7 separate regions of the Mus musculus genome follow, and all the other regions are linked to region 4. A link is a loop called in an ENCODE intact Hi-C map of the cell type or tissue named here. Cell type or tissue: left cerebral cortex. All regions are shown on one strand.

What was found. A loop is a pair of places that touch in the nucleus more often than their neighbours do. Peaks named below come from ENCODE experiments on the same cell type or tissue, not always from the same donor. Only the 100,000 strongest peaks of a DNase experiment are listed, where the experiment ranks them.
Region 1: a loop joins it to region 4, with 5 times the contacts of the local background. A loop is called at or near these places in 3 of 42 quality-filtered maps.
Region 2: it touches region 4 in a loop (4-fold over the local background); 6 of 42 quality-filtered maps call a loop at or near these places.
Region 3: it touches region 4 in a loop (4-fold over the local background); 5 of 42 quality-filtered maps call a loop at or near these places.
Region 5: it touches region 4 in a loop (8-fold over the local background); 16 of 42 quality-filtered maps call a loop at or near these places.
Region 6: it touches region 4 in a loop (6-fold over the local background); 5 of 42 quality-filtered maps call a loop at or near these places.
Region 7: it touches region 4 in a loop (4-fold over the local background); 19 of 42 quality-filtered maps call a loop at or near these places.

The regions. Positions count from the first base shown.
Region 1 is chr2:62,501,058-62,505,057 of GRCm38, reverse strand. It overlaps Fap (fibroblast activation protein), which reads left to right. Exons shown (of 26, transcript NM_007986.3): 22 at 453-552; 23 at 1,629-1,693; 24 at 2,186-2,258; 25 at 2,543-2,616; 26 at 3,770-4,000. The coding sequence ends at 3,874. Among named protein-coding and RNA genes, the nearest start is that of Gcg, 19 kb to the right of the region's middle. In left cerebral cortex, no CTCF peak of the experiment used is centred here; DNase peaks (open chromatin) are centred at 1,595 and 2,245; H3K27ac peaks cover 3,507 bases.
Region 2 is chr2:62,512,441-62,516,440 of GRCm38, reverse strand. All of the region lies in intron 20 of Fap (fibroblast activation protein), which reads left to right. Among named protein-coding and RNA genes, the nearest start is that of Gcg, 31 kb to the right of the region's middle. In left cerebral cortex, no CTCF peak of the experiment used is centred here; DNase peaks (open chromatin) are centred at 1,364, 1,684 and 2,767; H3K27ac peaks cover 2,782 bases.
Region 3 is chr2:62,493,812-62,497,811 of GRCm38, reverse strand. No RefSeq gene overlaps it. Among named protein-coding and RNA genes, the nearest start is that of Gcg, 12 kb to the right of the region's middle. In left cerebral cortex, no CTCF peak of the experiment used is centred here; a DNase peak (open chromatin) is centred at 2,194; H3K27ac peaks cover 1,647 bases.
Region 4 is chr2:62,628,278-62,632,277 of GRCm38, reverse strand. All of the region lies in intron 3 of Ifih1 (interferon induced with helicase C domain 1), which reads left to right. Among named protein-coding and RNA genes, the nearest start is that of Gm39839, 10 kb to the right of the region's middle. In left cerebral cortex, a CTCF peak has its summit at 1,615 (motif pointing right); DNase peaks (open chromatin) are centred at 1,658 and 3,718; H3K4me3 peaks cover 142 bases; H3K27ac peaks cover 1,389 bases.
Region 5 is chr2:62,344,953-62,348,952 of GRCm38, reverse strand. Dpp4 (dipeptidylpeptidase 4) reads left to right here. Exons shown (of 26, transcript NM_010074.3): 21 at 398-452; 22 at 1,036-1,135; 23 at 3,833-3,897. Among named protein-coding and RNA genes, the nearest start is that of Dpp4, 65 kb to the left of the region's middle. In left cerebral cortex, a CTCF peak has its summit at 2,026 (motif pointing left); a DNase peak (open chromatin) is centred at 1,016; H3K27ac peaks cover 1,168 bases.
Region 6 is chr2:62,300,350-62,304,349 of GRCm38, reverse strand. Slc4a10 (solute carrier family 4, sodium bicarbonate cotransporter-like, member 10) reads right to left here. Exons shown (of 26, transcript NM_033552.3): 21 at 373-546. Among named protein-coding and RNA genes, the nearest start is that of Dpp4, 110 kb to the left of the region's middle. In left cerebral cortex, no CTCF peak of the experiment used is centred here; a DNase peak (open chromatin) is centred at 2,423; H3K27ac peaks cover 1,802 bases.
Region 7 is chr2:61,970,780-61,974,779 of GRCm38, reverse strand. No RefSeq gene overlaps it. Among named protein-coding and RNA genes, the nearest start is that of Gm39837, 67 kb to the right of the region's middle. In left cerebral cortex, no CTCF peak of the experiment used is centred here; no DNase peak of the experiment used is centred here.

The DNA of each region.
Region 1 (4,000 bases), 130 kb after region 4:
GAAAGAAAGAAAGAAAGAAAGAAAGAAAGAAAGAAAGAAAGAAAGAAAGAAGAAAGAAGGAAGGAAGGAAAGAAAGAAAGAAAGAAAGAAAGAAAGAAAGAAAGAAAGAAAGAAAGAAAGAAAGAAAGAAAGAAAGAAAGAAAGAGAGAAAGAGAGAAAGAGAGAGAGAGAGTTTTGAAGTTTTACAGAAACGTTGTAATTACGTTTATCTCTTAAACATTGCCTACCCTGTTTTCAGGGACTTTGCTTTGTTCCAGCCATTAATTGTTATCTGATTTATCAGAGATAAATTTACTATTGTAGTTTGCTGCTGTTGTACCTGGTACACATTTAACCTCCTCCTCAGAGTGACCCAGCCACCCCCCCCCCATTCTTATTATGTGTAGACTTTAAAAACACAGAGATGCTTTTGAGCTTGTGTCTGGGGCTGACCAATAACAATGTCTCTACAGTCCTACGGAGGTTATGTTTCATCCCTGGCCCTTGCATCTGGAACTGGTCTTTTCAAATGTGGCATAGCAGTGGCTCCAGTCTCCAGCTGGGAATATTACGGTATGGAAACATTTCATAAACGCTGCCGTGAAAACATTTAACACATAATTACTCTATATCTGAGGTTGCTAGGAAAGCAAACTATGCAGTAAGGTCTACCTCAGCATCACTGGGGAAAATATAATCTATAAATGAGGTTGTTCATATAACTCATTACTATCATGCTTTAACTTCCAGTGGTTAAAAAGAGAAAGAACTCTTCACAGATCCTATATTTTTATTTTCTCCCACAAACTTTGATCTCTTGTGGAAAAAAAATCTTTAACATCAGAGCTAACTCTGTTTTTGAAGGCACATAACTCCAGCAATGATTACTTTTAAGCATATGTTTTGCAAAGTCAAGGGCCAAGGAATGAATTATATATATATATATGTGTGTGTGTGTGTGTGTGTGTGTGTGTGTGTGTGAGAGAGAGAGAGAGAGAGAGAGAGAGATTATATATAAATTGGGAGCTAACTATTCCCGTGAGTGCCTGTTTTCTTTATTAACCCCAATATAAAATGCTTATTTAAAAGTAATTCTAATAATTGTGCAAAAACAAATATAGCTTTTGCTATTTTCTCTTTTCCACACTGGAGTAAAAATGAGAGACATTCATGCCTTACAGAGAATCTTTATTCAGAAAGGTATATGACTGTGTGTTTGAATTTGTGTCTATGGTGTTGAGGCAAGTAAGTCTGGGAGACACATTTTCATCCCAGATGAAACAAGACACTAGTGAAGAGACCAGAGGAGGTGGATTTTGCAGTTTATTTTCAAATATAATGAGGCCCTTCCTATCTCCACATTCCTCCAAGGAGAGCAACTGAAAAGAGCTTAAAAGCAGCCTGTGAAAAAGAATCACTTAGCCACTCGTGTTTCCATAAAGTCTCTGCATTGTTTCTGGAACCTCACTGAGGTGAGCTGCAGAAATGACATATTCATTGAGATGTACCATGACACCAAGTAAAACAGGAGTGTACCTCAGAGTCTTCCCACGGGAGAACTGGGGCACACTTACTATTGTAGGAGTTATGTAAGATCGAGAAATGGCATGTATAAAATGGAAATAGCATGTTCCTGTGTATTTTTACAGCATCTATCTACTCAGAGAGATTCATGGGCCTCCCAACAAAGGACGACAATCTCGAACACTATAAAGTAAGCATTTCCCATTGTATCTAGGTCACTAATTTATTTCAAACGTGTTAAGTAATTTTAAAACAGTGATTCAGAGTTTGCAAATTCAGTTCTGGATCCCCAGGCAAAAATTATGATCTTTTGTTAACTGCAAAAGCATCACTAGAAAGAAATTTTACTCTTTGAGGATTCTATTCTCTCTCCAATCTAACCTCCCTTTTCTCATCTCTGCTCCCCACCCCCAACGCCTACACAGCTTGAGCGGGTATCATTTATGCCTAAGGTCTCACTCATATGTAACATATGACACATAAACTTTCAGTTTTTCAAACTAAGAATCAGATGGAAGTAATGCAAATGATGATGAAAATGTGTTGCTCTGACTCTTAAATATTTATCAACCAAAGCAATACATAATTTCAGTATTGGTGCGAAGTCCATTGCACAATGATTTAGCTAGTTTTCTATTAGAACTTTGCAGCAACTAAAATGTTAATTTTTCTTCTTTTCCAGAATTCAACTGTGATGGCAAGAGCAGAATATTTCAGAAATGTAGACTATCTTCTCATCCACGGAACAGCAGATGGTGAGGTTTAAGCAAGACTCTTACACATAAAAATACTGAGCCAGCATCACTTTGTTTAAGAAACATTAAGCATCCTCCTTTGCCTGTGCTCAGGGTCAGTACCTAAGAGTCAGGGACATTTCCATATTTGAGCGTGATCGCTCGTTGCTGACAATGTCAAATGCATGACTAGATAATTGTTGGTGTTCATTTCCAGGCAGTGCATTGTCACTCTAGGCTCTCTGGTATTTAGCAGCACTTTAACTCTCTCTTTCTCTCTCTCTCTTGCTCTCTCTTTGTTGCAGATAATGTGCACTTTCAGAACTCAGCACAGATTGCTAAAGCTTTGGTTAATGCACAAGTGGATTTCCAGGCGATGGTACATGATCCTGTTTCATCCTAGTTCATGGCCTTTGACTACCACCAAGCTAAAAGAGAGGGTTCTTGTGTGTGTGTGTGTGTGTGTGTGTGTGTGTGTGTGTGTGTGTGTGTGTGTGTGTGTGTATACCTGAAAGCATAACTAGAGAATAGAAAGAGCAGAGTATTAGTAAATGAATCTTGGACTTTTTCTGAAGCCCATCAAGGGCCAAAGGTAAGTCATACCACCACCTATGGGCTTTGTATAGAATATGATAATTTACAGGATTAAACAGCCCAGATATCTAATGGTTCTGCAGGACTAGGTGAATATGTGTAGGCACATGTTCAGAGTTCCTACAGAACCTAGGAGTCTCAGAGCAGCTAACAGGTTCTGTTAATTCAGGAAGAAACAATTGCAGACCGTTCCTGGAATCTCAGTGACCGCCTGAGTTCCTGCAGGTCCACTTAGAGTCAGAGAAAGGTTCCTCTGTGTATGCTCAGTGTCTGGCACCTGGGCTCCAGGTAGCAAAAAGAATGTGAAGTGAGATTAGAGGAGGCAGTTAGACCAACAGTGGGGGCAGCCATTGGTAGTCATGTTCTTCTCCCTTCAGCAAATATATTTTCTTCCCTCAATTGCTTGTATAGGAGAGGACTCCAGGAAGGGTGTATCTCATCTTTTAGAGGTTCAGATTTTTTAAATGCAGGTTACAAGAAGTGAGATGAGATCTGTTTTATGGCCTCTGTTTATTCTGACTTCCTGAAAGAAACTCAGCTAAGTAAATTTATAGCATTACATCACAACCCTTGCCGCACTTATGCAATGAAGACAATAATCTTACTGGAATCTCTCCAAATATAAAGTTTAAAATTATGTTATCCCCTCTCTTTTTTCCTCTACAACAATGTTTTAAAGTCCCATCAAATGTACTTATGATTATATGTGATTTACTACATGATTTTTTTTTTCTGAAACAGAGGAGAATTAGATTTACAGGCCAAACACCTCATGGAGTTTTTGAGCTCCCATTTTCCTAGGGAAAATTAAATGCAATGCTTTTACTTTTCAAATGAAAAACCCAAGTGGCCAAGAAGCAAAGCAACAGACTTAATGCACCAGTTCTATCTGGGCTCTAGGAATAAAACATGTTTTGTTTTTCCCCTTTTTATTGCAGTGGTACTCTGACCAGAACCATGGTATATCATCTGGGCGCTCCCAGAATCATTTATATACCCACATGACGCACTTCCTCAAGCAATGCTTTTCTTTATCAGACTGAACCAATGCAAGTACTAGCGTGTAGGACAGTCTGAAGGCTTCACATGGACGACTTGGACCATGAATATTGTAAAAGCCGCTAAAAATTTAGGAGGGCTCAGGAGGTTAGGCTCGGTATTGTTTACAT
Region 2 (4,000 bases), 120 kb after region 4:
TTGCTTTCTTGCTTTCTTGCTTTCTTGCTTTCTTGCTTTCTCAATCTATCTATTTATTGTATTTCTGACTCTAGTCAAAGTAGAAAAATTTAGATTCATATGTAACTAATTTTATTTTAGAAAGGCAGTCATGACTTATCCATTTGACATTTCTTCCCTTTAGTGAATAGTCATTTATGCACAGACAAAACTTGTTCAGTCAGAGCAGTCAATTTTAATAAGAGATAGTAAGTTAATGATTATCTTGTTAAAGAACATCAAAATTTATAATTCGCCTCTCACCTTTGGAAGCTGCATGATCTTCATTGATCCAGACTTGATATTTTTACTATTAATTTATTTGGAAGAATTTTGTCCAATGAAGAAACAGTTCAAGATTAACTCCACTGAAGCAACAGAGGATTTTGTACTCTGCTTTTGCTTGTTTGTTTTTGTTTTTGCAGTGTTAGAAGGCAAGTCCAGGAGCTAAATCCTTACCTACTGAGCTAAAGCCTCAGCTTAGTTTTCCCAGACTTTGATGTACCCTGTAAAGAGTATGAACACATTTGTTGGCCTTCCAGCTTTAATTTTTTGGGTAATTTGCTAGAGGCATAACTTGGATCTTGTCTGTTAATATTTGAACTAAAACCAAAAATTTGGCAAAGGCATGACGATAAAAAAAATTATGCATCGTGTCTTGAGTTTAAATGCTTTCTAAGGTTCCACAGAATTATAGGGTGGTTTGTTTTGGCTTTGGGTTAAAACAACCGAAATCACACAGCTCACTAACAGCAAACTCTGTCATGGTATTTAGACCATTGATTTACTATCACAGATATAGTACTCAACAAGAAATGAATCCTTAATTTGCTCTTATGGATGAAATAAAAGTATAGATCGGAAGCCCCTGTAAGGACCTTAATGAAAATTGTTATTTTTGGCATTCAGTGTATAAGACACAGAGTCTTGAATCCTGTCTATCAATTTTGTAATAATACTAACTTGTCTTTAGTACTTGATTGAAGATGTAATAGAGGCAGTAACTGGTGGCCATTTCTTTCCCTGAACCTTTTTTCCTAGAATGTTATCTGGAGAAAGAAAGCTCTCCTGATATAGGGCAAGGATACCACTACCATGTGCTCAGCTACTTAATGCATGCCAGGTTTTAATATGTGTCACCATATTACACTCTGTACAAAGCAGTGCAATCCTTGCTTCCAATGCATTTACAATCTGGTAAACATGGATAGGTGGTGCTCTAAGGGGAAGCATTACTGTTAGATGGGATTTTTAGTAAGTCCCTCATGAAGCATAGATCATAGAGCAGCTGCAAGACCCATTCAGGCAACACATGCAGCAGTGCAGAGAGCTCCTGGGCTGGCCCTAGCTTTGTTTGAAATCTGTTACATGAACATGTAAAAGAGACCTTAGGATCCAGTTCTTCACAAAAGGCTAAAAAGGAAAGACTGAGATGATCCCGAGAGTGATCCAACCCCCTATCTCCCAAGGAAGCCTTTTAGGAATCAGACAGTGAACACCTAACTTGAAGAAACGGGTTTGCAAGCCCTTGGCTGTCACTCTCGAATCAACCCAGAAACGGAACTGTTTTCCTTGAATCTCTTATAAAATTTTATATAGGCGAATTTTCTACATGTCAACAGAAAACCATGCATGTGCATTTGAAAACAACAGTAAGTACCAGCCAAGCCAAGCTAATAAAGGCAAACAAAGTAGAAAACAGAGGAAGAGCAGACCTCACCTCATAGCCTGCCCGTGCATGAGAATATCTGTAAGGAACAGATGGTAGCGAGTTCACAAGTGCTGGAGGAGAAGGAACACGGTTTCTTCAGGCTTCTTGGAAAATTCCACATTTAAGACAATCACAAAATTTCAGAGATTATAGGGTCAGCTCCATTTATTGGGAGTATATTCGGCATTGTATATAGTCCCATAGTCTTAATTTTATGTGATTTAAGGGTTAATGATGAAAAATTGAAAGAGAAAAAATATATTATCACACTTACAGATAGTGTCAAAAGAAAATTTCTCAAATAGCATAATCAGTCACTAGGTTTCAAGATGACCTTAGCCCAGAGTCATTTTTTTAAAGTGGGGAAAATATGTAAAGTTTAATTTAATCTCTAATATTACAAAAACACCTTATTCGTGTGTTACTTTGACTGTGTTGATTAATACATATTATCAATAGTTTCTGATATCTCGCCTTCCAGGAAGCTTTTCAGGTTTTGAGGATGAAATTTATGGAGCCTTGTTGATCTCAAAAGCTTGTATTATCTAGCTAACCTTTAGCCTAGTTCTGCCACATTAAGTGTTAATGTTTCATTTCCATGTTAACCACCAAACTATCATTTCCTGTAAATGTCATCCTTTCAGAATAAACCTAGCCAGGGAGCGGATAAGAATTTCCTGTTCCTATGTATCACCTGTTATTTGCTTTGTGCCCCAGATGCAAGGCAATATGATTGTTAGCCTCTGCAAGATCATAAAATCATGACCGATTTTATGGCTCAAAACTGTCTTCCAACACCAGTAGTGACACTATCTTTTAACAAGAAAGCGAACCTTCTCAACTCCCATTTTGATTTTGAAACGTGTGGGGGAATGGCTGAAGGGCCGGCCACGCGTCTCCTGCACATCTGCTCGCTTTTCCTTGATCAGCTTCCACACAGGTAGCAATTTTCCATTCGCTACTCCATTTCTTCCCTGTACACTCAGTGTCCTTCAGAATTCGTGTCGGGTAAGCTGTGACTAACGGGGCCTCTTCCCATCTGTTTGTCCCGGGCATTTGCCCAACTCCTCAGTGCGTCAGAAACGTGCATGCTGAGTCGATGCAATGAGCGAAATGGTTGCTATAAAATCCCTTTAAGTAATTCTAGAGAGCTGGCAAAAAGGGTTCAGAGGTAGAGCACTAGCATAGGAAACCTAAGGACCTGGGTTCGATTCCCAGAACAACAAAAGAAAAGGAGAAAGTCCATTATTCCATTAACAACAACAACAACAACAACAACAACAACAACAACAACAACAACAACAGACATGCGTGTTCTACTTCCGGAGAACGAACGAGAAAGGCATAAAGAGAAAGCAGAGGCCACACCAATGTGTTTTGGAGACTGTGCCTCACGGGGTCCCTCCCTTCCATCTGTCTGCTGTGGCGCTCTCCAGGGCCCACTCACTCCGGTCACCCCTTCTTTCTTCCCTTGCTTCTGATCTCTATAAAGTTTACTTGAGGCTCTCAACCCATTCTCCCAATAAGTCTCATTTTCTCTAGAATACAAGAGAATCAAGGTAAAAATGAACAGCAAACATTGCTTTGGAGGCTTCCCGGGACTTTTAAACGTTTTTTTTTGTTTGTTTGTTTGTTTTGTTTTGTTTTTGTTTTTTTTGTAGTCTGTTATTCCTAAGGGAAAAAATTATTTTGAAAACGTTTTGGAAATGTGATGGAGCCGAGCAAATCATTTAACATTTTTAAAGGATACGTATAGATATATTTGGTTGTCCATACCATAGTAAATTGGAGGGCTCTGAACGGCAAGAATAGATTTGTTTTTCACTGAATACAGGATTTAATATCAAATGATGGTTATCAACAATTATGCAAATAAAGTGATACAACTTTAATAAAAACTGAATCAGCAGTGAAGCAAATATCCTTTCCAAGACCCAAGGATTTGGAAATTTGGTACTAGTAGCAATGTCATTGTATTCTAACGAGGCAATCTGGGGACAGGCTTTGATAACCCACAAGATTCAAACATTGGACCTGAGGGCCCTGGGATCAATAAGGATGAAGAGTGGAGTCTAAGATGATTCTTTTATCCTCTGTAGAAGACATAACAATATTATTTTAGTTATTTGTAAATGCAGCCTTATTATGCACGTGTTTAAACAAAGAGATGGAGCGTTTCTATTAAATCTTTGGATTAAATATGCTTGTGTAATGAAGTAAATGTCATGTGTACACAATTAAAATTCTAAAAATTTGTTTCTTCCACTTCAG
Region 3 (4,000 bases), 130 kb after region 4:
TCAGGGAGAAAATGATTTGGCTTGCAGAAAAAGCCCCTAATGACCACCTGCTCAAATCATTGGCATGCAAACCCAGCATGCTGGTCGCAAACACTTCTTTTGACACACAGGTAATGTCTTTGGCAAGCTGGAGACTTAAGATTTCATTTTGTTCGCTTCTAATTAATACTCAATTACTGAGTACTTCATTTAAGAACCTGCTATGACACCCTATGTTTTAACAAATATTTGCTGCTATAGCAATGCACCCTTTGCTCTGTGGTTATGGAAAGTCTGTGCTCTGTGAATGAGAGAGACACAGTCAGGCCGAGGTTTCAGCAATGGCCTGACTGACAGACCAGCTTCCTTCTTTGATAATTACTGTTCATTGACCTGCTAAGACAGAGTCATCTGTGCCAGTCATTAATTGCTTGGAACAGGAAGGTTTCTCACCAAACTAGAAAGTAAACTTTGAAAATGTATGTCTTAATGAAACACATAATAGAGCTTAAAGCTAATCAGTATGGTAAAAAATAAAGAAATAGAAAGAAAGAAAGAAAGAAAGAAAGAAAGAAAGAAAGAAAGAAAGAAAGAAAGGAAGGAAGGAAGGAAGGAAGGAAGGAAGGAAGGAAGGAAGGAAGGAAGGAAGGAAGAAAGAAAACCCACTCAAACAGGATTTAGGATAATATGGAACAATCCTTTCAAGTAGCCTTTGAATGTGTTGTAAATGTCTTATATCACACTTACAATTCGTTACTTTTCCAACATTAAGAAGTATTAAAATAAATTATATGAAACTATTAAAGAACTAATAAAATTTTTAAAAGAAATTTTGACTAAATACTGATTTTTTTCAAGACATACAGTCTTTTGTATCCACAGAAAACATTACTGTTCTCTTGTTTGCTTTAGAAAATTAAAGCAATGTTTTGTATTAAATCATTAATTTTCATACATCCCCTGTGTTTTCTTTTCCTTACAAGTAAAATAGACATAATCATACTTCCCATTCCATGGAGCTGATTGTAAGCTTAAAATATTTACTATTTGTAGAACTAATGGTGTGCAGCTCATAAGAAAAAAGTGTTTTGTAGATGTTTATTTAATACATAAAAACCACCTTTCATTGTTTTAAAAAATGAACTGTTAAGAAATTAATTGAGTCTGAAGTCGGGAATTTTTTTGTCACCTCAGTGAATTTAATATGTGTTAGAATCCTTACTCATTTGTCTAGAACTCTCCAACTACTTCTAGGAATGACTAGCATTAAGTCTATAAGTCTCCAAGGAGGCTCAACTGTCTTGGTACTTATCCTGAATGAGTGATTCGCTCTTCCACCTTAGCAGCTATCTGTCTGAAAAGCCTAATATTTGATTCCCCCTTCGAGGTCCAATGTTTGACAGTCAACTTTGAGGAACACAAACAGCCAGAGCAATATGCTGGTAAAGACTTTGTATGCACTTCTGCTGTGAGCTACGACACACTCTAGAGACCCAGTTCCATCTCCCTCAAGGGTTTATTCCCCAACCATATTTCTGCTTTAGAATCCAAGACACGGTTTATTCACTTGCTCCTTGGTTTTATCCTTATCTGGGTCTCAGATAAGGATGCTTATCTACTTACTTACCTTTGAGAGAATGTCTCGGTTCACAAAACATAACATTGCTTTTTGCCAGTCAGAGTCTTTCAGCCACATTCCATACTTTTGCTTTCTTGATTGCACTTAGAGATATCAGAAATTATCTTGTTTATGTGTGTGTTATTTTTCTCTTCCAATACCTGAAGCTCCATCTGTTACTTAATCTCTCTAACTCCAGTACCAAGGCTGTACCTAAAATGAAGGAGAAGCTCAATGAATACTTGCTGAGTGATTACCCACATTTGGTGGCTAAGGAGATCCATGAAATTAGATTTTGGTGTGTGTGTGAGAGAGATCTTCTGAGAGAACAGTTTAGGCTTCCTGGAACCTAGCATATAACAGAACTTTGCTGCTCCACCCCCCCCCCCCCAAAGAAGAGTAAAGGAGACAATTCCAGAGAAGGATGTGTCCCAGAGCAGAACAGGGTTAAGGAGGGGCGAGTCTTATTCAGAGATAGAAAAGACATCAGTCTGTTAAACAAAAATAATTTGGATTAGGAAAAGGAAACAGCCTACTGCATTGTCCCAACTTAGATACTGACTGCTGCTTCTTGATGAATCACCAAAGAGACACCACACAGTGAGCACACTTGGCACAAAGTGTTCAGACTGTAAGACGTCAGATTACTCTCTGAAGTGCTACCGAGGAACCTGACAGCTCTCGTTTAAAAATACTGCTCTTCTCCAGTTTCTCTTCAGGGTGTAGAAATCTTTACCTTGTATCTAATACTAGTTTTAAAGACATAGTTTATTTAATAAACATAGTTCAAGTACCAAAGTCTTATTTTATATTATAAAACACTTCTCCCGTGCCTGTCTTGGCCCTTTGATAGATCTCAAGTATAATTCCTAAAAATTTTATCTGTTCTCTCTTTTAAATTCTGATGATAATATGAAGTCATGAGAAGCAACTCGGTGGAATGTGCCTCGCCGAAGCTGTACATTGGGGATTATATTTCTGCCATTGATGATTCAACATGAGTTAACTGAACTTTCCAAGATCCCACTGAGGCAGATGAGGATAGTTTATCCTTCTGGAAATTGCCAGAGTCCAAATAACTGTGCTCTGGGTCTTTTGTTTTAGGTAGATCTCTTTTCCTAAGGCTCAGTTATTCCTTCCATCTCTATGCCATATGGTAGATTTATGGCCTTCAAATCGGATGGGATGTTGATGGGTCTCACCAATTCCCTATTTGGGGATGCACTGGGAAATGCTTCATCGGATACCAATCAAAGATCCCAAGAAATACTAATGTAGAAATAGTTCCCCCAATTTAGGCAGCATTGAGAGAAAACTATTTTTGATGGGCTGTGCTCACTGTCACCACCAACATCACCATCATCATCACCATCCATACCTTCCTTGGCGACACATATTTAAATGCAAGTTGAAATTTTATTAGATTAGACAATTTGGCATAAAGTTCCCTGTTAAAGTAATCTTTGATGTCATGTAGACAATCAGAATGGGTGAAGGTACCCAGTGACCAAGGATGGTCAGTTCCAGTGAGGATGCTCCAAAGTCAAGGTGGGAGGTTGGGGAGTGAGTAGAAGCATCTAAAGCATGAGAACTGCTGTCTCTAACAGCAGCCACACAAAAATAAGGGTCTGGTGTCCCCAGACCTTCCCACTTTCAAAGAGAGAAACCAAAAGAGTGAGTTTTACATGACACACAGGTTATCTGTTTCTACGTTAAGTAGTAGTGCGCTTTATTTCTTTTGCCTGTTAACTATAGCTGAAGCTCTGTGCCCATCAGTCTGATATGAAACTGCAGATCTGAGGTTAAAAATATATGTACTTGTGATAAAAAAGTAAATTATGTGTAATGGACTTATCACCTTCGGGACCATGAACTCCTGACTACTAGTGTCTAAACAATTACAGCGTTTGTAGTGAGCTCTTTATCAGCCATTATTAGAATTTAAGTATAGTTAATGGAGTGTCTGCTGAGTGGTTTCTCAATAAACATAGATAGGTTGATCTTAAATCGAAGCTTTACAGTGCTATGTAATGTAATGACTACTGAAGGGTCTATAGCTTGTTTCTAGCCACAGCGAAACTGTGTGTGTAAGCAGAGAAAGTTACCCCACATGTAAGTCTCACTCATGCCTAGATGCAAGATGATACCAACTTTCCAATCTTCCTGCCCTTTCTTCATTCCATAGTGTCCTTTCTGATTTCTTCTAGCTAATGTCACTTGTACATTGCACACTCCCATGGCTGCTCTCCTGTCCACTCCTACCCTGCAGCCATGGGAATGTAGGTGGGGGAAGGGTTGGGAGACACTTTCATGATATCAGTTAAGGATGGACCCCAAATTAGCATGGGGTATATCATATCAACCACACTCTGACTGAACAAAGGACAGGCTCCAGGCAGGAAG
Region 4 (4,000 bases):
CGTCAGGCTCACAGGAACCCTCTGACCTTTCAGAGTCTTCCAGTGTCTGCATCTGTGAATAGGTTAGTCCCGTCCTGAGCTTTTCCAAGCCCATGATGGAGGGTTGCTTGTTTGTGACGACATGATGCCTTTCCACCAGAGGGTTGCTTTAGGTGCAGCTGCTGATAAATGCTGATGACTGGATTTATGGCCTCTCTCCTGCTGGGCAAGTGCTCTGCCACTCATCTCTGTATCCCACCCATGGAGTTACTTGGCTCACAATACTTATTGCTAAATTTAATAGAGGATTTTGCCTGTCTAGTCGTTCTTAGTGTTAACAGTGAAAATATTTGCGGAAGCATGCCATAGGTTCTGGTATCTATTTGAATGACATGCACAGCTTATTGATAAAGATATTGTGTGTTTATTTTGTGTTCTAGCAAGATGGGCTAATACCCCTAGTAGTTGTTAGAAGTAACAACAGCAGCAGCAACAACAACAAATATTGTTTCCTAAGCTGCATGCGTTTTGTAAACTTGGATTTTTAAAAAAAAAATATGCAGTAATAAAAGGAAAGAGAAGTTTGTAACTTATGTCAGGATATTTCTTATTATCTTGCTGAACCCGCTAGCATGTCTTTTAGTTTATGGTAGTTTGTTGCATTTAAGCCCCTTAGATGTAAGTAGCTTTTCCATGAAGATCCTTTCGGAGTCACTTTTACAGCCTTCTAACTCCTTCACACCTCGCCAGTCACCGCAGTGGCTCGCACGGGAGCCCATCTTTAATGACATTTATCCTTCCTTCTAAGGGTGACAGACTAGAATTCTCCTGTGGAAGGTTCTAGATGGCCATTTCACCCTCTCAGCACACGTGGGGTGTTGGCATCTCTTCTTCTCCGCTCATTCATCATTCAGAATTGACTGGGATTACACACACGTGAAGTAGGGTAGGAGACACATTGCGGGAAATGTGGGGGGCTTAGGGGAAGCAGGAGGAGGAAAATGGGGGTCTATTGATGATTTTATTGAAGACATGTATGAAATTCTCACAAATAAAGAAAAATGTTTAAGAGAGATGCTATCCCCCCTTAAAATGTAGTTATTAATTAAAATAAACCAAAGTTTTCTTTAAAGCATTGCCTTTCCCAAATTGACACAGTGACTTCTAAACAGCAACTGCGCATTTTAGAACTGTTAATGTGGCTGTCGGGATGTAGATGCCTCTTCTGCCTTCTGAAGTCACTGGAGATTTTAGAACAAGAAAATATCACAGAATTTTGATGTTTTCTTAGACCATATTCACATGGAAGACTCCAAAGGGACTTAACCCATTCTATGGGTTATTTTAATTCTGTACATTTCCAGAAAAGTTAGAGTCATTTCTAAATATCTGTTATTGCTTTGTCAAAACAAGTGAGTAGTTACCTTTTAACTTGGAGATTTTATTATTACATTTAGGAAATAAAGTGCCGTGGTAAAACAAAAGTGTAGTAAATGAGATTTCAAACAAGGGAAATGCTATTGAGTTTGGAAGAAACACTTTTATGTAACACTGCATAACAACAAACCCGGAAGCTTCTCTTCTGGATCCATTAGAGCACCTTGTTTGGACTCTAGAAATGCAAGTACCTCAGAATGATCAGCAGAGGGCGCTTTGACATTTATAAAGAGAAAGGATTTCTCCAAGAGTGAAAAATGATAATGTAACTAGCCATGTGTGAATACATAGGGCCCATGACCCAGCACGCATGTGTATATTTTGATTTATATATTCGTTCACGTGAAGATTTTAAAATTCTACCCCAGCTAATGAGCTCACCAACCTGCTTGTTTTCAGACTGTAATACCTTCTTTTTCATTCCCCCATATGTTCAACTCCTTAGGTTTATCCGGTGACATTATGCTTTGGAATATATTGTGGATATATTTTGCATAGATCATGTTCTGTAGGAGGGGTTTTAAAAATTGACCTTTATAAAACAGCCTCTTTCTCCCTGGTCCAATCTGTCACAGCACTTTTTGTTATTGTTGTTTTGTTTTGTTATTTTGTTTTTTGTTTTTTGTTTTTGTTTTTGTTGTTGTTTTCCTTTTCATAGACCAAAGACCAATCTTAGGCTTGGTCTATACTTATTTCTGTGAAAGTGTCACAAAATTTATCCTTGCACTTAAGGATCAGAATAACATTCCATATCACTATCCTGTAGAAAATCTAGTGATTTTTAGAAACCTAGAAATAAATGCCACAACATTTGAAGCTAAAGGAAGATCACTGTGGTAGCAATATATTACTGTTTCAGAATTGGCTCAAATTGAGTGAGTTATCTTTTATATTTCCTTAAATTTAGTTATTACCATTGACTTCTGAGAATTTGCAGTGCTACTGGGGCCATTTAAGGGTAGGGAGTAATTTGAAGAGAGAGGGAGGGGAAGGAAGGAATATGAATATGTTGTGATTAATGCTTATAAAGGATTTTATGTTTCTTTTCAAACTGAGCGTATTGTGTGACTCACAACTGCACAGCTGTCTTAAAAGGGCTACAGTCAGTCATCCAGAGTTCAACGATAATGCCATAGGTATTTTTATCCGTATGAAAACTGAGTGGTGTGATTCTACAGTGAAATTAATTTAGACTGGTTTATTTTATCACTACAAACAACATTTTTAGCAGAATCATAACAGATTTTAATTTGTTTATCAGATCTTACCTTCTCTATCCTGAGTTGCAAAGGACTGAAAGCCAGACTCCCAGCAAGAAGGAAGTGAGTTGGTCAGATCATACCAAACCATTGTGTTCATATCTTAAAATTATACGACCTTGGTAAGAAAACAGATATTACATGCTCCCAAGAAGAAACAGTAATTACGCCATGGAAAATCAATGGAAAGGAAAGAAAAGCCCCAAGTCTAGGGGTTAAAGGGTTCAGAGGCAGACTTGAGTGGGAAGGTAGGTTACCCCAAAGAAGTTTAGCTAGGAGGGAAGGACAGACATTTGTCTGAGCCAGGGAGGGCTGCCTTATGGTGGGATTATGAACAGGGGTGACTGATAACATTTCAGACTGAGTGGATGTCATTAGTAAGGGAAGTTATACAAAAGCTGTGGTGTGTCATAAATGTGATGTAACAGGGTTGCAGGGGACAGAAATGCAAGAATTGTTGTTGAGCATTACCTGTGCACCCTTAATGATATCTGCACTTGTACTTCCCTGCTGTCTGGTTCGGGTTGCTTAGAGTCTTCAGCCTTTCCAACAGGCATCTCTGAATTTAAAGCATTTCCAGTTCACATCTTCCAGTCCACGGTCCTGTTAATGTCAAGACTTCTAGTGTGGTCATCAAGGTCTACAGTTGTGACTGACCACACTTCAAAACATTGTGCCTTCATCATTAAGTTAAGGAACAAGCTCTTCTGGTGGGTATAGTAGCTTTTACACCCCTATATTTTAATCAGTTCTTTCTGTGTTTGGACCCCAGCGCAAAGGATAACTAACAGGCCGAGATGATACAAGTTAAGCCAACATCATCACAAATGATTCACATTTAATTCTAGCTGACATATTTCTGTGTGTGTGTGTGTGTGTGTGTGTGCACACACACACACACATCTATAAACAGGAGCAGAGAGAAGCTCCGTGGATGGCCATGTGGGCCTGTGGCTCTGAGAGAGATTTTCTTTTTCTCTTTGGGGAACTCATTTCCTAGAAGCTTGGATCCAGGATAGAATATGCAAGGTGGGTGGAGGTGGCTTCTCTCCATTCTGCAGGAACACATGTTCCCTGGCACACAGAGCGAACTATGACAGACCAAAATGTGAGCGTGTGTGTGTAGATCCATATACATAGAGCTGAAAATAAAAGTAATCTATTTCCTCTCAAAGAAAAGATTGTTATTTCTAAAGAAAAGGAAATATGTATTATTAGCAGAATGAAAGAAAGCACGCGTAAGGGGTCCGAGCAGCCTTGGGTCTGTTCCAACATGAGGACGTGCTTCAAGCTTTTGGGATAATCTTTGACAGGAGGATTACGAA
Region 5 (4,000 bases), 280 kb after region 4:
GGGGTAACTACTTTCAAACTGAAAAAACATCTGGAGAGATTTAAATTCAATTATGTAAAGAAAAGTGCATCTGGGCTGCAAATTTTTATATAAAGCTGTGAAAAAAACTGCCAGGATTTGTTTTCTGTGAATCACGCACACACACACACACACACACACACACACACACACACACACACACACAGAATTTTTATGGACTCAACCCTTCTTCATGTAGTTTTGATGTTAGCATGGTACACACAACTCTCAGGTGTTTTTGACCACTGGTCCGGTTGCTCTTAATTTGTAATAGAATGAAGGAGACCAAAAGGGGACAGGCTTTTCACACTTGTGTGGTTAGCTTACTTTTCAATGCACAGTGGAAAACTGATTTGCAAACTTCTTTCTTGTGTTTTAGGCAATTTGTAAAAATGGGATTTGTGGATAGCAAGCGAGTTGCAATTTGGGGCTGGGTAAGTAGCTTTCTTGACTCATGGATTTGTATGCAGTCCTTAGTGAATGTAAGAGTGGAGGGTAATTTATCTTTTGCATGTAAATCTTTGGAGATAAAAATCTTGTCTGTCAAGTCTTGGGCCTTTGAGCAGCAGGCTTCCTAAATGTGTACTGAGCTAGGCATGCAGCTCTGTTTATTGTGATGCGATAGACAGGAAAGAGCAAGAGTGGATAGGTAGGAAGGGAGGTGGATGGAGAAGTCAACAAGAAAAAGAAGACAAGAAAAAAGATATCTTATTAATCAGCTAAGGTTTTGTGCTTATTGTTTTTATTTATTATTTTCTTCAATTTTTGTATGGTCACTAGGGGGTCCACTAATGTCCCATGCTTGTCTTCCCTGATATCTATGAAAAGGAACCAGGCCTCTGAAAGTGTAAACTTTAGATACTGGCCAATTAAAGCCAATTTAAGCCTCATATACCATACTTTCTATCTCTAAAGAGGCACAGTATATAAAGATGTGAGAAATGTGGAAACCGCGACTCGCTTACCATATGTCCTTATTCCTTTACCTCCACAAAAATAACTGTTTCCATTCCCCAGTCATATGGAGGGTATGTAACCTCAATGGTCCTGGGATCGGGAAGTGGCGTGTTCAAGTGCGGAATAGCTGTGGCACCTGTGTCACGGTGGGAGTACTATGGTACGTAACTGCTGTTGTATGCAATGAACTATTAAGTGTCGACCTTAGTGTTCTAGTGAGAAAGCCATTCCTATTTTAGTTGTCTGTGTTTCTATGGAAAATAATAGGCTGGTTTCTTTCTGTGACTGTTTACAAAGCTGTATAAGATGTTCTCGTTTGTTCTGCTGTTACACAAGCCAGGGTGCTATGGTGTGTTACCTACACATTTAATTTCTCAACAACAAATCCTATTTCTAAAATTTTAAAACAGTGTCAGTGTTACATTTCTCAAATAAATGTTTTCTTATCATTATTAGTGTTTGATTTGGGACTTCACATGTTAATAGAGGAGAGGAAGTATCTATCTCTTTCCCTCTGAGTGAAGGTCAAATATTAGTGGGGCGTCAGAGGAAGAGAAGACAGGAACATATGAATTTCCAGGGGGATTTTGCTTTCCCACTGTCTTTTAGTATTAGATAGAATATCATCTTCATCGTGAGATAGACCATTTGGCATCATTTTTCTGAGACGACAATGCCCAGGGCAAGACTAGGTAGAGGTGATCATCGAGGCGTAGGAAGGGGATGCAGTTTTTTCTCACACCTTCTCTGACCTCACTTAGGTTCTTTATTGTAGTAATGTAAGAATGGAATTTGTGATAAACAATATGCTTGCTAGTATTTATGCCCTAATATATGGCAGCACCAATCCTGTGAAAACTCATCTTTGAAACTTTATCCAAGTCAAGAGAAGCCAATGTTCAAAACCACCATCTTTGGGTTGAAAACTTGGCAGGCACAGATACAATTTAATTTGCACACAATGGAGTTGTTTTTCGTGTGATGCCTTTGTTTCTAATTAATTGTTTTGTTGGATGGTTTGTTTCTGGAGACCTCTGGTGGTCAATCAAATAATAAAATAGCCTTTGTGAGGTTGCAGACATGTAGGAAAAGTTCATTAAATGTACATGGCCTAATACACAGTAAAAAAGAGAGCTTTGAAGATATGTGCAATTTTAAAGATTTTTATTCAAAATTAAAAACAATGAATATGTAAATGATGTTTCAAGACATTGCTCTAAAATTTCACAACTACCGTATGCAGCTATGCACATTTTTTAAAAATATATTTTTAAAAATTTCAGATCTTAATATACATGTAAACATGGTTAATATAGATTTTAAAAGTGCCATGTCCTGAGACAAACACTGAGGGCTGTGGAATAGATGTTGAAAACATTTTTATATTGCTCTCAAAGACTGTTTTCCCCCTATTAAACATATAAGCAATATTGTTAATATTTGATTTTTTAAATTAAACCATACATGAAAAGCTTATTATCTTTTACTTTTAAACGTCATTTAAGGTACTATATTTTTATAGGAGTGTCCTGTAGATACATAAAATTATACATAGTCCATATTGACTTTAAGTAAAATAGTAGATATTACTGCTGCTCACTTAGGAGAGCAAACACTCTTCAGCCGTGTTTTTAATCAACGCCTCGGCCACTGCAAAGCATGGTGGTGTTGTCTTTAAGCAAGAAAAGATTTTAAAGAATTCATAGAATTAATGTCGATGACGCTTGTCCAATCCGAAGACAGTCAAGTACAGAGGCAACTCGTGATTTTTATATGCATTTACTGCAATCTGGCCATCGAAGGACGCAGCTTTTAAAACATCATAGAAAGCAAAAGAAACCAGATTCAGAAAGACAAATGTCATGAACTTTCCTTCATATGTAAAACCTAGAATTGACATTAAAATATAAAGGGCTGCAAGTATGACATGAGAGTAGAAGGGGATTGTCTGGGAAAGCCAAGGAGACAAGCAGGTAATATGACGGTATGGGGGGGGGGGGCTGACAGTGGGCATAGCAGCTTGTACTTGAATGAGATGTCTTTATTAAACTCATGCTTTGTACAAGGAACAAACACTAATAAGTTACAGAACAACAACAACAAAACTCCACCAGTGATATTTTAGGGTAATATATAATATAGGATTTTAATTTCTTTTTAAATTGAGTAAAGTTATGTTTAATTACCCAAAATAACTAAACCAATTGTGCAACCTGTTATTCCACCATATTTATATATAAGAGAGCTTATGTCAGTTCAGCAGACAGATATTAATGTAATCTGTTCGCAGCGCTCAAGTGTTACAGCACAAAACTTGAGACCTCCCCATAAAGTGAGGGAAAGCAAATGTTTAACTTGAATTACGATGAAGCAGCTGTGTCAATATGGACTGTTAAGTCTTTCTTTTCATCATAGTGGGTCTCAACCTGCCCCAAATCTAAGGTTTAAATAAATCACTCGTAACTGATCATTGCTAGGTATAATTCCCAAAAGGAGATAGATTATCGTAGCATGAGGGAAGTTTTTGCCTCTGTACCACAAGACAACAGAAGCACAAGATGACTCTGATCAACTTTCTGCAGGTCAATTGCTGGTTGTGTTTTAGGCTGTCTACTTTGTCCGTCCAGTGCCCTGATCCTGAGAGCTGAGTGCAGATGGGTCAATGCTGCAGAGGAGGAGCCTTCAGTCTGAGAGTGTGGTCTGGCCATCTGCATCTCCAGCTGCATTAACAGGCATTGTTAGCTGGAGGAGATGCCTTCATGAGTTAAGGCACAGTAAGATGGGTAAAGTGATGTGATAGATGTAAGAGATGCTGTTAGGGGAGGAGCTGAACCTCTTCTCTCTTTTCCTATCCCAGACTCAGTGTACACAGAGCGTTACATGGGTCTCCCAATTCCAGAAGACAACCTTGACCATTACAGGGTAAGAGCTGTGTCAACCTCATACTTATATATAAGTGGCCCGGGAACTTCTTAATTGTATCTATTTCAGAAAAAAAAATATTTCCAACAAAATTCTTGTTAAA
Region 6 (4,000 bases), 330 kb after region 4:
GAATTATGTATAGTCATTCAAATCACTATACTTTTTAATATTTTTGAAATTTGTTTAAAACTTTCAATTAAATTTCATTTTAAAAATTCCCCTGAGTTTTAGTATATATCAAGCTAATTTTTTAAATTTACACTTTCCATCCTACTTTCAATTAGCTACTGCATTATGGATGGCCAAAATACAACAACAACAGCAACAAACAACCTTAGATGATACCAGAGATAAGAAAATACTTATTTTAGTGCCCAAGTTTATACTAGCTTTTCTAGTAACTGGTCAAAGTGAATCTAGGCCTCTCTACTTTTGCAGTTTTAGTTCATGTGCGTCCCCAAAATTAGCGACAGAGAAAAACAGTTGAGGAATATTTCATACCATCATAGGAAAGACAATAGCAGCTCTCGAAACTTTGATTATCCACAGAAGGCCGAGACAACTCATCTGAATGACTGTGAAGAGATGGACTTTCCGGAGGGGCACGTGCCTTAGATAGATGAAATCTGGTTGATGTTTGGCTGGCATCCAGAAGAGCTTTATTCTATCAAATAACTAAAAGATTAAACAGACGGTAGATTGCATCTGAGAACAAGACAACAGTAACTGTAGGCCAATTAGATACTTAGTATTTTCCAAAATATTAGGCTCAAATGACATAGTTGTGGAAATTGCAAGATAGTTTGAATTACTACTTATTGAATATTATGTTATTCTTTCCTTAATATTACAACAGCGTGTCATTTGAAAGGGAAAGACAATGCTACATTTTGCTACCTTGAGAACCAACACCCTGACAGGCAAAACAAAATCACTGTCTTTCTGCTTATACCATCATAATCTTTCTCTTTTTCCCCAAATATTAACCTTCTGGCCTCCCATGTTTGGTGTACTTCCTGTCCTAGAGAGGGCTTTAGCTTTCATGTGCTAAATACTCCCAGACTTGCTCTCTGCCTTGACCTCCTCCAAACTCCACACAAACCCTGCAGCCTGGTACTGTGACTGAAATTCCTCACTGAGTCCTGCTGTTTTGACTTTGCCACTTTGATTCCCAACAAAAGATTTGACGCTGTTTTTAGAAACATACATATCATTATCATAAACATTTGGCCTACCTTTATTTTTGTTACCAATGTGCTTTATTATATTTTGTTGAAGTTATTTTACTTGGGGGCTGGGGAGATAGTTTACTAAGCAAAGTTCTTAGTTCAAGTCTGAGGGTCTGATTTTAGAATTCCAGCACCCATATAAAAGATGGTCACAGTCTGTCTGGCAAATCTGTGAGCTCTGGGTTCACTAAGAGATCTTGTCTCAGAAAACAAGTCAGCAAGTGACTGGGGAGGATGCCCAAATGCTGATGTATGGTCTCCTCATGCACACACACACACATATGCATGCGAACCTGTGCATACATAGGCATATGCACCTGTACCCATACCTGCACAAATGCATACATATAACACATATCAATGCAGCTACATACATGAACACAAACTTTCTTATTTGGACCAATTTAATATATAGATGGATCCAATGTGAACAATGTATTATCTCTATTTCAATTTTGTCATAGTGGTAGATAAAATAACTATACTTATTTTATAAACTGCATTTCCATAAATTTTTACTCCAATTTATTTTATTGGATAACTAATTTTACTATGCAATAGTTTTATTTTGTGTGAATCACTTGTTTAGTCTTTAGGCAAATTTTGTTGTTTATAATACTTTCAATAAGAAGTGATTATTTAGAAAACAATGGTTTTGATCACTGTCAGTCACTATTCTGTATCTTAAAGTTCCTTATGATAAAATAATATATGCTCTTTAAAAGAAGGTTGGTAAATAAAATATTCCTTAGCCACCATAAGAAAAATGTCAGTTACTATCATCAAATATTTCAGAATTTACTATGCAGATAAACAAGTGTCCTATGTCAGGGTTAGAGCATCCTGATTTGTAAAAACCCAGTTTTATATGGGATAAGTATCATAGGACATGAAACAACACAAATCTATCTGCTCACTTGTGCTCTGTCTTGTGTGTGGTAAACCACTCTTTAGTTATCTAAATTATAATCCTATGTGCATTACTTCATCTATTAATATTCATTCATAACTTCCCAAAGTTATTTGCTGAAACACATGACAGCACTAACTTCAATCCTCATTCTTAGCTTACGTGTGTGTGTGTGTGTGTGTGTGTGTGTGTGGTGTGTGTGCTGGCCTTTTCTACTTTATAACTATCTCTAAATTTTAGGAACCATTAAATAGATACAACTTGTGCACAGGGGAAGTAAGAATAGAAAGAAATAAAATCCTTTAGCTTACAACTGAATGTTCCTATAGAATCCCCCAGCTAGCCTTCTGGGTAGGGAGTTGCGTGTTGCATAAGTGTGCTGCAGCGAGTGGGTGCTTCAATTGTTATTGTTTAAGTGGCACATTTGCTTCACTTTGGATCCCTGAAATGTTGGAATGAATATAGATGTGGTTATATATTTGAATACAGAAACAGCATTCATGAGAACATTGTGATCTGTTTTTTCTGCCATATTTCACAGTGAGAAGCCTACATAGTAAGTTTCTATATAGTGTCAAAAAGCCAGGTGCCATGAAGATTCCTCCAATTTGCTTGATAACAAAGTAGCATGCTCCTTGAAATATCTATCATAGATGACTAATGTGCTTGCTTTGTTTATCATTACTACAGGAATAACAATTGTGATAAATATATTCTAAGATTTGTATTTGGCTTTCATCGTGTCCAAATAGCAGCATGCAATATCTTCCCATTCTGTTAGCTTCAGTTCCCAATAGGAATTTCAACTGTTCACTTAAATTTACCAGTTCTGTTTCCCAGTGTGAGACTTGTCAAAGTGTGCCTTGGCTTTCTAGTTCGTTATTGGGATTTAATACTCATTAAACTTGACTGGAGGACTTAGATGCTCTCACAAGTCCATTTGAAAGGATCACATTCCAAATAATTCTAAAACTTGACATTTTTGTTTAATTCCAAACTATGTGGGTAAAAATATCATTTGAGTAGAATTAGAAGAAAGTCTGCCTGATTCTACCCACAATTACTTCATTTTGTTTTTAAAATTCCTGCTGTTATATTTATGTGAGCCTGAGGCCTAATAATAAATGCTTTCTACTTACAGATGAAATCACTACTCATTGAAACTTTTGCCAAAGGCAAAAAAACAAAACAAAAAAATCCCCAGAAAAACAAATAAATGAAAACCTTTACTAAACTAATTCTCTTGGAAGACATTTTATACATGATACTTTATGAGCACATTAAATCCTATTTGAGTAAAATTTCAAAACACAACAGTTGTCTATTTTCCCCTCCCCTCTTAGAGGCATAGAGTCCCTACACTTTGTATACTTCAGTGTCTCCAACAGCCTCGTGTTGACATTTTGCCTCAGGTCTAACAGCCAACGCTATCCTTAGGTCAGGACGCTGCTCCTCTCCAAGTCAAAAGGCAGGTGGTCAGTTTCCTCTGACAGAGACATGGTGTTTCTTATTTCTCTGCCAGGATCGAACTCCTCTCTGTTCTGATCAGCATTTAGAGTAGCCATGCCATAGTAAATGCTATACTTCCTATTATTTTTAGTTTAAAAAGATCTGTACAATAATTAAGCCTCAACATAGCCTGTTCGGATGAGAATGAAGTGTTTTGGCTGAAGGTTATTGTTATAAACCAAGCTAATTCAAAGGTACATTTACGTAGAAATCTGTATTCATTTCTGAAGGTTGTAGAACAAATTACCACAGCATGTTGGTTTAATGCAATAAAAAATGTATTGTCCAGTTGCAGAGGCCAGATGTCCAAAATCAAGATTTTGGCAGGACTATCATCCCTCTGGTCAAGGAGAGAACATTTTTTCTTTTTTTATTTCTTCCAGCTCTTGACAGCTTCCTATATTCTTACACTGTGGCAGTGAAAAATCTAATCTCTACCTCCATGCTAACAGGCCCCTGTCACCTATGTCTGTGTCCTGTC
Region 7 (4,000 bases), 660 kb after region 4:
GCCAAATTGGAAGGTATGGCCTTGTTGGAAGAAGTGTGTCATTGGAGTTGGGCTTTGAAGTACCAAAGTCCTAAGCCAGGCCCAGTGCCTGCCTCTCTCCCTCTCTTTGCCTGTGGATCATGATGTAGCTCTGGGCTACTGCTTCAGTGGCATTCATGTTCCATTATGCTCCCCTGTCATGAGGATTGTATTAAACCTTTTTTATTGGTTATTTTATTTATTTACATTTCAAATGTTATCCCCCTTCCTGGTTTCCCCTCCACAAACCCTCTATCCCACCCCCATGCCCCTGCTCCTATGAGAGTGCCCACCCACTCACCCACTCCCACCACACCACCCTAGCATTCCCCTACAATGGAGCATTGTGCTTCCACAGGACCAAAGGTCTCCCCTCCCATTGATGCCAGATAAGGCAATTCTCTGCTATACATGCAGCTAGAGCCATGGGTGCCTCCATGTGTACTCTTTGGTTAGTGATTTAGTCCTTGGGAGCTCCGGGGGGGGGGGGGTCTGGTTAGTTGATATTGTTGTTCTTCCTATGGATTTGCAAGCCTCTTCAGTTCTTCAGCCGTTCCTCTAACTCCTCCATAGGAATTCCCCATGCTTAATTCAGTGGTTGAGCATCCACATGGTCAGACTCTGGCAGAGCCTCTTAGAGGATGGCTATACCAAGCTCCTGTCAGCAAGCACTTCTTGGCATCAGCAATAGTGTCTGGGTTTGGTGTCTGCAGATGGGATGGATCTCTAGGTGGGACAGTCTCTAAGTGGCCTTTCCTTCAGTCTCTACTCTACTCTTTATCCCTGCATTTCCCATTGACAAAAACATTAACATGGGTTAATATTTTTTAGATGGGTGGGAGGCCCCATAGACCACTGAAACTGTAAACAAGCTCCCAATTAAATGATTTCTTTTATAAGATTTGCCTGGGACATGGTGTCTTCACAATAAGAGAACACTGATTAAGACAATAGTGGACTAAAGAAACAGTTGAAAGCTCACATCTTGATGCACAACCACAAGTCTGAAAGAGAGCATTGGGAATCACATGAGACTTTTGAAATCTCAAAGTCCACCTACATTAACACAATTTCTCCCACAAGAATATACCATGCAATCATGCCAAGATAGTTTCACCAACTGGGGACTAACTACAGGAACACGTGAACCTATGGGGTCCATTCTCATTCAAATCATCACATTCTACTCCCTTGCCCTCAAGACTCATGTCTACATCATAGTGTAAAATGCACTTAGTCCTACTCAAAGTCTCTATAATCTTTCAGACTCAACCAAATTTAAAAGTTCCAAATCTGTTCTAAAATAGAAGAGAATATACATTTACAAAAATATAATAAAACTAAAAATTGCATATAGCTCTGATTTTTTAATGGAAGTATATGGGCTTTGAATTAGTTTACTACTATTTTCTGACTTATAACCTGCCATTACTGACTTATTTGCATCAGTATAAAATGCACAAACTTCATAAATTGGTGTTCCTTTTACATATGGGGAAAATACAATTAATTCTTTTAATGAACTGAAGCCACTTGTTTTGGGGATATTTGTTATTAATTTTTCCCAAACAATTGCTATAATATCTTGGTCATTTTTCATTAATTACCCATAATAAGATAATTTCATCATTAGTATAAGATAATACATTGGGTCTGTTCATGATAATTGACCAAGTCTTTGTCTTCCTTTTATAATTAGATCAGAAACCTCTTTTTTTTAAAGATTTATTTATTATATGTAAGTACACTGTAGCTGTCTTCAGATACACCAGAAGAGAGAGTCAGATCTCATTACAGATGGTTGTGAGCCACCATGTGGTTGCTGGGATTTGAATTCAGGACCTTTGGAAGAGCAGTCAGATGCTCTTACCTGGTGAGCCATCTCACCAGCCCCCCAGAAACCTTTTAAACATAAGTCTTTAGGTTTTTACTCTATATATGTTTTAAGAAATATCCACTCTAAAATATTATCTTCTTTCTGCATAGTCCAGTAGGATAATGAGTAGAAGGAAAGATAACTAGAACAGTCAAGTTTGAGATCTAGGCAGTGCACATGTGTGCCCCTCAATCTTTTGCTCTACCTGAGTCAACTTGTTCTCCACTTCAGATGTTAACTGTCTAGGATTCTTAAGTTCAAATCACCTTGGAAAGTTTGAAACAAATTACTTACTTCTTGAGTAGTTGATCTAATAGTAGGACTTAACCAGGCTGGCCTTGAACTCAGAAATCTGCTTGCCTCTGTCTCCTGGGATTACAGGAGTATCTGTATTCTAGCTAGATCACACTGACCCAGAAGATTTTTGGATGTGGTCCCTTGCCAGAACAGCAATATTACTGGATTCAAATTCCTCTACATTAGGGTTCCATACAACCCCTCAAATGGCCCTTAGTTTTAGCTGTCCTTCCCTGTATTCCCTCCCCTATCCCTATTTTGCATGATGTGCCCATTTGATTCTTCCATTCCAGCCCTGTCCATCCATAATTATCTATTCTATTCCCCCTTCCTAAAATGTTCCATTTGCTCCCCAAGTAACTTTGCTATTCCTAACCTCTGTAGTTATATAGAACACAGCTTGCTTATCAAAGACTTAACAGACAACATCCACATATAAGTGAATACATCTCATATTTGTCTTTCTGTGTCTGAGTTATCAGACTCTGAATGATTTTTTTCTAGTTCTAGCCATTTACCTGTGAATTTCACGATTTCATTTTTTTTCAAAAGATTGGGTAATATTCCATTGTATAAATGTATCACATTATCTTTATCCATTCATTCATTGACCGACATCTAGGCTGTCACCAATTTCTGTTATTATAAAAATAACAGAGAACATGGTTGAGCAAGTGTCTCCGTAGAAGGATAAAGCATTCTTTGGTTATCTGGCCAAGAGTGGATCTCGAAATAGATTGATTCCCATCCTTTTAAGAAATCACCACACTGGTTTCCATAGTGGCTATACAAGATTACACTCTCACCAACAATAAGAAATGGCTCCCTTACTTCAGCATGAAATGTCAATTATTTTATTTATCTTGGCCACTCTGACTGGCATAAGATGGAATTTAAGGGAATTTTGATTTGCATTTCATTAATGGCTAATGATGTTTGACATTTATTTATGTGTTTCCAAGGCATTTAACTTTCTTCTTTTCAGAATACTCTGTTTAGATTTGTACTCTATTTTTACTTGGGTGATTGTTTTCTTGATGTCCAGTTATTTAAATGACATATATTTTAGATATTAGCCATCAATAAGATGTATAGTTGGTAAAAAAAAAATCTCTTCCCATTCTGTCAGCTGCTGCTTTGCTCAAATGATGGTGTCTATCACCATATGGAAGCTAAGTTTCAGATCTCATTTATTCATTGTTGATAGCTCTTAGTGCCTGTTCTAACAGCGTTCTGTTCAAAAGTCTTCTCCTAGATGCTCTTAGTCTTATTGCTACTCGACATGCCAAGACTGGTTGATATCCATGGGAGTCCTCCACTTTTCTAAAGAGAAATAGAGTAGATGAGGGGTAGGGGGAGAATTAGGAGGAGAGGAAGGAGGGGAAACTGGTTGGGATATAAACTAATTTTTTAAGAGTATTTTTCTGTGCCAGTGAGTTCAGGCTATTCTCCACTTTCTCTTCTATCAGATTTAGTATATCTGGAATAATGCTGGTCTTTGATCCATTTCAAATTGAGTTTTGTGCAGAGTAATAAGTATGGATCTGTTTGGATTTTTCTATATGCAGCCACCCACTCTAACAGCATAATTAGCTGAAGATACTGTCTTTTTTTCCAGTGTACATTTCTGGCTTCTCTATCAAAATCAGGTGTCCATAGATGTATGGACTTATGTCTGGTCTTCATTGATAAATTCCACTTATCAACATGTTTGCTTTTATGCCAATATCATGTTATTTTTATTAATATAGCTCCATATTACAACTTGAGGTTGGAATGGTGAGACAGGATAATAAATATAACATTAAG